Linked DNA regions of Homo sapiens: region 2 is linked to region 1. Evidence: read pairs that join two places in POLR2A ChIA-PET (ENCODE). Cell type or tissue: IMR-90. All regions are shown on one strand. Each heading gives the region's core, and the rest is flanking DNA. Links, peaks and the distances in the headings are about the cores only. Region 1 has its middle 8.9 kb from the start of APOLD1. Region 2 overlaps LRP6 (LDL receptor related protein 6).

The links. Peaks named below come from ENCODE experiments on the same cell type or tissue, not always from the same donor. Only the 100,000 strongest peaks of a DNase experiment are listed, where the experiment ranks them.
Region 2: POLR2A ChIA-PET joins it to region 1 with 6 read pairs; 2 of 35 experiments call an interaction of 5 or more read pairs at or near these places.

What each region holds. Positions count from the first base shown.
Region 1 is chr12:12,792,368-12,796,760 of GRCh38, reverse strand. No RefSeq gene overlaps it. Among named protein-coding and RNA genes, the nearest start is that of APOLD1, 8.9 kb to the right of the region's middle. In IMR-90, for the core only: no CTCF peak of the experiment used is centred there; no DNase peak of the experiment used is centred there.
Region 2 is chr12:12,253,083-12,257,475 of GRCh38, reverse strand. All of the region lies in intron 1 of LRP6 (LDL receptor related protein 6), which reads left to right. Among named protein-coding and RNA genes, the nearest start is that of LRP6, 12 kb to the left of the region's middle. In IMR-90, for the core only: no CTCF peak of the experiment used is centred there; a DNase peak (open chromatin) is centred at 2,265.

The DNA of each region.
Region 1 (4,393 bases), core at 103-4,102:
GACCAGCCTGGGCAACATGGCAAAACCCCGTCTCTACTAAAAATACAAAAATTAGCCGGGCATGGTGGTGAGCACTTATGGTCCCAGTTACTCTGGAGGCTGAGGTGGGAGGATCACAGTGGGAGGTTGAGACTATAGTGAGCCATGGTCGCACCACTGAACTCCAGCCCACGTGAGAGAGGGAGACCCTGTCTCAAAAAAAAAAAAAAGAAAAGAAAAGAAAAGAAAAGTATATCAGAGAAGTAAGAAAGGGGAAGATTTGGAGATGATGATATTTCCGGGTAGGCCACTGGTAGACTGATGTTGCCTTTGGTAGAAGTAGAAGAGTTGTGAAACTGGGCCAGTTTTACAGATAAATTTAGCTTCAGATGTTCTGAGAAGGAATGCCAGCATATCCATGAGGATAAACTGTGCTTGTTCAGTCAATAAATGCTACTGGGCATCTCCTGTGGCGGGAGCTGAAGAGACACTGGGAGATTTAACAATATCTGTGATGTGGTTTCTGTCCTTAAGAGCCTTGGGGTAGGCACATATATATTTAATAAAATGTATCAAGTGATACGTCTGCATAAGAGACACACAGATTGCTCTTAGACATTCAGATTAGAGCAAGACTGCATCTGGCTGGAGTCAGGTATAGAACTTCAATGAGAGGAATGGCATAGTAGGAACGCAGATAGGGCTTTTGTTTTGGTGCACTCTTCCTGCAACCTTTTTCATTCAGACAATGATTTCATTTGTTTTCATTTGACATAATACCCACCAAATTCAACTTGACCCCAAAGAATCCTTTAGAGCTGGTTTCTTTTTTTTTTTTTTTTTTGAGACAGAGTCTTGCTCTGTCACCCAGGCTAAAGTGCAGTGGTGCGATCTCGGCTCACTGCCAGCTCCGTCTCCCAGGTTCACACCATTCTCCTGCCTCAGACTCCTGAGTAGCTGGGACTACAGACACCCGCCACCACGCCCGGCTAATTTTTTGTATTTTTAGTAGAGACAGGGTTTCACCGTTAGCCAGGATGGTCTCGATCTCCTGACCTCGTGATCCACCCGCCTCGGCCTCCCAAAGTGCTGGGATTACAGGCGTGAGCCACCGCGCCCGGCCGTGGAGCTGGTTTCATCCATACCAACATCCAGTCCAGGACGGGTGAGACCCTGGAAACGAACATGCTCAGTGAAGGGCTGTGTGACAAGGTCAGGGGAATGGCAGCCTGGGTCTGAGGCTCAGGGAAACTTGAACCTTAAGACTGGAGGAGAAAAAAAAGCTGTCAAGGAAACTAAATAAGAAAGGCTGGTGTCACAGAATTCAAGAAAAAGGGTGCTTTAAGAATTGGGTATTTGGCTAGGCGCAGTGGCTCACGCCTGTAATCCCAGCACTTTGGGAGGCCGGGGCAGGTGGATCACAAGGTCAAGAGATCGAGACCATCCTGAACAACACGGTGAAACCCCGTCTCTACCAAAAATACAAAATTAGCCGGGCGTGGTGGCACGAGCCTGTAGTCCCGGCTACTTGGGAGGCTGAGGCAGGAGAATCACTTGAACCCGGGAAGTGGGGGTTGCAGTGAGCCGAGATCGCACCACTGCACTCCAGTCTGGTGACAGAGCGAGACTCCGTCTCAAAAAAAAAAAAAAAAAGAAAAGAAAAAGAATTGGGTATTCAGCAAAGTCAAATGCTACAGAGAAGTTAGAAAGAATTAAAATTAAATAACTGTGTTTGCTATGCAAAACCTCAGGGGACAATGTTAAATTCAAATCAACCACAAAGCATTATGATTTTGAATAGTTTATGATACCCAACATCTTATTCCTATTCATACCTATCTACTCACCCACATACCTCCAACACTTTTAGTCCATAAGCTACTAGACTGCAATTGAGTACACACCCCAACAGGAAGAAATTTGACAAGCAGGGTCAGTAGTAGTTTCAATGGAATGACCCCAAGAAGTTTCATTTTTTGAGGTTTTAAAATCAGATCTAGATAGGCCTGTTCGACCAGTAATTCCTTCATTCATGTCTGTGTCATCTCTACTGATAACTTCAGTTCCAGCGCATCTACAGTTAGCAAAAAGTTCTTATAAATCATGTCCTTCCTCTTCAGGTGTTTTGTTCACCAGAATTTTGCCATGTTTGGGAGATTTGGGGGAGCATCACAAAATATTATTCTGTAAATAGGCTTTGTTTTGTTTTGTTTGAGACAGAGTTTTGCTCTGTCGCCTAGGCTGGAGTGCAGTGGCGTGATCTCAGCTCACTGCAACCTCTGTCTTCTGAGTTCAAGCGATTCTCCTGCCTCAGTCTCCCGAGTAGCTGAGATTACAGGTGCCTGCCACCATGCCCAGCTAATTTTTGTATTTTTAGTAGAGACGGGGTTTCACCATGTTGGCCAGGCTAGTCTTGAACTCCTGACCTCAGTTGATCCTCCCACCTCAGCCTCCCAAAGTGCTGGGATTACAGGTGTGAGCCACTGTGCCCAGCCACCATAAAAACCCATACATAGGTTTTTATGATCAGAGCAAAAGTTTTATAACTTTCAAATCACACCCACACTGTTTATTATAAATACTAGTGACTTGCAAAGCTATATTTTATTTTTTTCTTATTGACTAGCCTACTGGCATAAGATTACTCATCCTAGATGAGACTGTTACTGCCAGGAGATGTTTTTATTTTTTTTGAGACAGGTTCTTGCTCTGTTCCCCAGGCTGGCTGGAGTGCAGTGGCCCAATCACGGTTCACTGCAACCTCGACCTCCTGGGCTTAAGTGATCCTCCCACCTCAACCTCCTGAGAAGCTGGGACTATAGGTGTGCAACACCACACTCAGCTCATTTAAAAATTATTTGTACAGATGAGGTCTCACCATGTTGCTCAGGCTGGTCTCTAACTCCTGGACTCAAGCAACCCACCTGCCTCGGCCTCCCAAGGTGCTAGGATTGGCTAGGCGCAGTGGCTCACACCTGTAATCCCAGAACTTTGGGAGGCTGAGATGGGCAGATCACCTGAGGCCAGGAGTTCAAAACCACCCTGGCCAACATGGCAAAACCCTGTCTCTACCAAAAATACAAAAATTAGCCAGGCATGGTGGTGGGCGCCTGTAATCCCAGCTACTCAGGATGCTGAGGTGGGAGAATCGCCTGAACCCGAGAGGCACAGGTTGCAGTGAGCTGAGGTCATGCCACTGTACTCCAGCCTGGGCGAAAAGAGCAAAACTCCGTCTAAAAAAAAAAAATCAGAAAAGCCAAGAGCATTGGATGGGCACAGCGGCTCATGCCTGTAATCCCAGCACTTTGGGAGGCCAAGGTGTGTGGATCACTTGAGGTCAGGAGTTCAAGACTAGCCTGGCCAACATGGTGAAACCCCATCTCTACTAAAAATACACACACACACAAAAATTAGCTGGGCATGGTGGTGGGCGCCTGTAATCCCAGCTACTCAGGAGGCTGAAGCAGGAGAATCGCTTGAACCCAGGAAGCGGAGGTTGCAGTGAGCTGAGATCATGCCACTGGACTCCAGCCTGGGTGACAGAGCAAGACTCCAAAAAAAAAAAAGGAAAAGAATAGCTAAGAGCATAACTCTGGAGTCAGGCTGCCAGAATTCAAATTCTGGGGCACCTCATGCTGGCAATGCAACCTCTCAAATTCCTTACTTTATCTAATAATATAGGGTAATTATAGTGTGCACACCATAAGATTTTTGTAAGGTAAATGAAATGATACAGGTCAAATCGTACTTAGAAGAGTATCTAGTGAGTTCTCAATAAATGTTAGCTATTGTTATTGTTAAATATCCCACATGTATGTTCAATATTATTGAAATGTCATTTTATTTAAGCACTGAAAAAAATATTGTTTTTAAATGATATTTTGAGAGTGCAGTTTTAATAAAAAGTGAGGGCAGAAAGAAATGTCTGCTTATCAACCGGGGAGCGTAGAAAAAGAAGTTTCGCCTAAAAGAAAGACTTTAGACATCACCCCTACCCTTTTTGTGTAGCTTCTCCCAGTTATAATTATTTTGGTGAATTTGGCAACCGTATTCACACAAATGCTGGAGGAGGCCAGGATCTGGCTGCTCCTGTGTGTAAGGGAGGCAGATGCCTTGGCCGTGACCCATGGCTAAAGCTCAGGGGGAATCAGGTCACAGGCCTGCCTGTCCTCCCACCTCTGGGGTTTTAGTGTAAATACAAAATTGGATTAAACATCATTTTCTGCAGATGTAGCTTCATATAGATAATCTCTATGCGTGCAGGCAAAGACCACATTAGAGGGCCTTCTCTCCACAACCCGGTGCTAATGCTAGTCAGGTTTGGGGGTGCTGAGGACCCCTAATGTGCATTCCTGGACGATGGGTCTCGCTTCATCAGCACGATTTCCCCTCTCCTAACAGCTCTCTGGTTGCT
Region 2 (4,393 bases), core at 315-4,314, 540 kb after region 1:
CCAAGTAGCTGGGACTACAGGCGCCCACCACCACGCCCAGCTAATTTTTTTTGTATTTTTTTAGTAGAGACGGGGTTTTACCGTGTTAGCCAGGATGGTCTGATCTCCTGACCTCGTGATCCACCCGCCTCGGCCTCCCAAAGTGCTGGGATTACAGGCGTGAGCCACCGCACCCGGCCTGTCAAGTACTTTTTTAAACCAAGTTTTTTGGAGCTATAATTCACATACAGTAAAAATCTCCATTTTACAATGTCTAGTTCGGTGGCTTTTAGTATACTCACAGGGTTGTAAAACATCACCACTATCTCATTCCAGAACGCTTATCATCCCCTGCTCCCTCAAAACCCATACATTTCCCATTTCTCCCTTCCCTCAGCCTCTGGTAACCATGAATTTACTTTCTGTCTCTATGGATTTGCTTACTCTGAATATTTCATATAAATGGAATAAAATATGTGGCCTTTTGTGTCTAGCTTCTATCACTTAGCATTTTCAGGGTTCATTCATGTTGCATGTGTCAGTACTTCATTCCTTTTAATGGCTGAGTAATCCATTGTATGGATATATTAAATACTTTCAAATGAGTGTGGGTTTGATTATTGGAGTCTTTACCTTGAGAAATTATTTCTGAATCTCAGCTTTTGATACGTTAAAAAAATCTGTTTTTTTTGAAACAGAGTCTTGCTTCATCACCCAAGGAGGAGTGCAGTGGCACAATCTCTGCTCACTGCAACCTCTGCCTCCTGGGTTCAAGTGATTCTCATGCCTCAGCCTCCTGAGTAGCTGGGACTACAGGCGTGTGCCACCATGCTGGCTAATTTTTGTATTTTTAGTAGAGAGGGGGTTTGGCTATGTTGGTCAGGCTGGTCTTGACCTCCTGACCTCAAGTGATCTGCCTGCCTTGGCTCCCAAAGTGCTGGGATTACAGGCATGAGCCACCACTCTGGCCTATGTTTGTTTGTTTGTTTTGAGCTGGTGTCTCTGTCACCCAGGCTGGAGTGCAGTGGCGCGATCATTGCTCACTGCAGCCTGGACCTTCCCAGGCTCCGGTGATCCTTCCAACTAAGTTTTTGTATTTTTTATAGAGATGGGGTTTCACCATGTTGCTCAGGCTGGCCTTGAACTCCTGGGCTCGGTGATACACCCGCCTCTGCCTCCCAGAGTGCTGGGATTACAGGCATGAGCCACCGCGCCTGGCCTAAAAAATATTTTAAGTTCCTGTTTTTCTGCTGGAGAAGCACTAAATAGTTTACCAGTATCTCGTGTTTCTGAATAGCCCTGTCAATCGTCCTGTTGCAGTTAAATCTTTTTACTAAATTCATATCTAGAGTAAGAAAATAGAAGAGGTATTAGAAATTACCTGGGCCAACTCCTTCGTTTTATAAATCAGAAAGATGAATGACTAAAGCCAGATTGTTTGTACTCTGGACAGTAATTTTACGTGCAGGACTTTCTGTATGTACCTTATTTTACCTGGGCCTTCTTGTGGTTTTGAAAGAGATGCTGATGACTTTGATAGAGGGAAATACATATTAATGTAAAATTTGGCATTTGCAAATAGGTAGTTTGTCATAGTACTTATACTGTAAATAAAAACAAAGCTGAGGCCAAGGTGCAGTGGCTCACACCTGTAATCCCAGCACTTTGGAAGGCCGTGGCAGAGGATCGCTTGAGCTTAGGAGTTTGAGACCAGCCTGGACAACACAGTGAAACCTCATCTCTACAAAAAAAATCCAAAAAAATTAGCCAGGCATGGTGGTGCCTATAATCCCAGCTGCTTGAGAGGCTGAGGAGGGAGAATCGCTTGAACCTGGGAGGTGGAGGTTGCAGTGAGATGAGATCGCACCACTGCACTCCAGCCTGGATGGCAGAGTGAGACTCTGTCTCAAAAAAAAAAAAAAAAAAAAAAGTGACCAAACCCAAAAGCAAAAACAAAGCTAGACTTAGGTAAGGAGAGACTTTATTTGAAAGGATTTTTGCAGTAGAAGGACATGCTTACTACAGGATCTGCAACACACTTCAAAATCAAACCGAAAAAGGCTTTTTTTTTTTTTATAGAAAGGAGAAGTAAGCAGGGCTATCAGGAACTTTGTGGGAATGTGGGCCAAATAGGTAGGGGTGAGCAGATTGCATGACCAGGACTATTTAACTGGAAAGCATTTTTTTTTTTTTCTGCAGTCAGCTAATGGTCAGAATGAGGGAAGAAGTTGTGCATCTACTTTCTTAAGCTTAGGGCAAGCCAAAGTTTAGGAATTTGTGGGGAGAAGAGAATCCTGACTAAAGTTTATTCAAGCCAAGTCAATGAGTAAGTAATGGGCAATTGTGATGTGCACTGGTCAGTCTCCCTGTTGTTTAAAACAAAATCAGTCACTGTTGACAATGGAATAAGAGTCATTGAGAAGTTGATCTCATTAGATTGGGCCTGATTATTTACATAGGTGTAGCAATAATAGTAATTTATCATATAATAGGTCTTTTAATATTGCCTTGCTGAAAGTTTTTTTAAGGAATCTGATTGGACTTTAAAATGCCTCTTGAGACTATAAAGGTAAGTCAAGAACTGACCATCAGGTTTCACTTGTAATACCTATAAATTTGGGTGAATTCCTGTCTTGAAGTTCCCAAAATATTCTAGGATTTTTGAGCCTGCCGGGAAGTGATCTTGCTTAATTCACCTGCAAGGCTGGGAACTCTGTAAGCCAGTTACCAGGCCAGTTTTCCTAAGAGGACTGTAAGCGTTGGTTCATAAAGTCAACTGTAACTTAGAAGTATTTGGTCATACCTGATTAAATGAATATTTTCAAATGTGGCATTCCAGTCAAAGCCTTGGTTGCATAAGTAATGTTTCCAGCTAGAAGGCAGACTCATTGAACCTCTGCAGATAACTATATTGCCATGAAAATAAAAATAATAAGAGTTTTTGAATTCTGGAGGAGTAAGACGGGGGAGAAAAAGATAAGTGTTTATTTCGGTTTACAAAAACATAGTCTCCTTAAATTGTTGTGAGTTATAGATAGCTTCAGAGAAAAGAGAAAGGGGTTCCTTATATCCAGAAAATAGGACGCTAAGGCATCAGCAATATTTTAAACGAAACCCATAATCATCCTTCATCAGTTTATTCAGTCCTATGTAATTAATTCTTGTTCTGCTGGATCTGTGTTAGCAGTCTCACGAACCCATCTGTTTTTCTACTAGCTGTTTGGAAATCTTGACTCAGTCCACTGGTGTGGTCTCAGAGTTATTTAAGTGATGCCATCAGACGCTTGTGTTCAGGTTACCTGGCGTAGTAGTTTTCCTTTTTCTTTCTTTCTTTTTTTTTTTTTTTTTTTTTTGAGACAGAGTCTCACTCTGTCACCCAGGCTGGAGTGCAATGGCACAATCTTGGCTCACTGCAGCCTTGACCTCCTGGGCTCAAGTGATCCTCCCATCTCAGCCTCCCTAGTAGCTGCGACCACAGGTGTGTGCGACCATACCCAGCTAATTTTGTATTTTTTGGTAGAGAAGGGGTTTCGCCAAGTTGCCCAGGCTGGTCTCGAACTCTTGGGCTCCAGTGATATGCCCACCTCAGCTTCCCAAAGTGTGGGGATTAGAGGCGTGAGCCACCACACCTGGCCCATAGCCCTTTTTTATTGAAGACAAGTGCACTCTGGCCTGTAGCTGATTTGCAAGTGCTTTCAGGGAAGCATTAGAGTAAAACAGAAAACTATCTGTAGATGACAAAATACTTAAAACGGTGATGATTAACCTATTACTGATAATCTTAAAAGTGAAAGATCTCCTATTGCAAGGACGAAAAACCAAACACCGCATGTCTCACTCATAGGTGGAAATTAAACAGTGAGAACACTTGGACACAGGAAGGGGAACATCACACACCAGGTCCTGTTGTGGGGTGGGGGGAGGGGGGAGGGGTAGCATTAGGAGATACACCTAATGTAAATGACCAGTTAATGGGTGCAGCACACCAACATGGCACATGTATACATATGTAACAAACCTGCACGTTGTGCACATGTACCCTAGAACTTAAAGTATAATAATAAAAAAAAAGAAAAAAAGTGAAAGATCTTATGAAACTTTGTTAGAAAAGATAATGAAATTGGCAAGGAAGTTTGATTTTTGTGGCATGCGAACTAAAATCAACCCAAAAAAGTGTTAGACAAAAGCATATCTATAAGCGTAATGATTAACTTTATTTTATTATTATTTTTTGAGACAGAGTCTCGCTGTGTTGCCCAGGCTGGAGTTCAGTGGCGCGATCTTGGCCCACCACAACCTCTGCCTTCTGGGTTCCAGTGATTCTCCTGCCTCAGCCTCCTGGGTAGCTGGGATTACAGGCACGCGCCACCACGCCCTGCTAATTTTTATATTTTTGGTAGAGACAGGGTTTCGC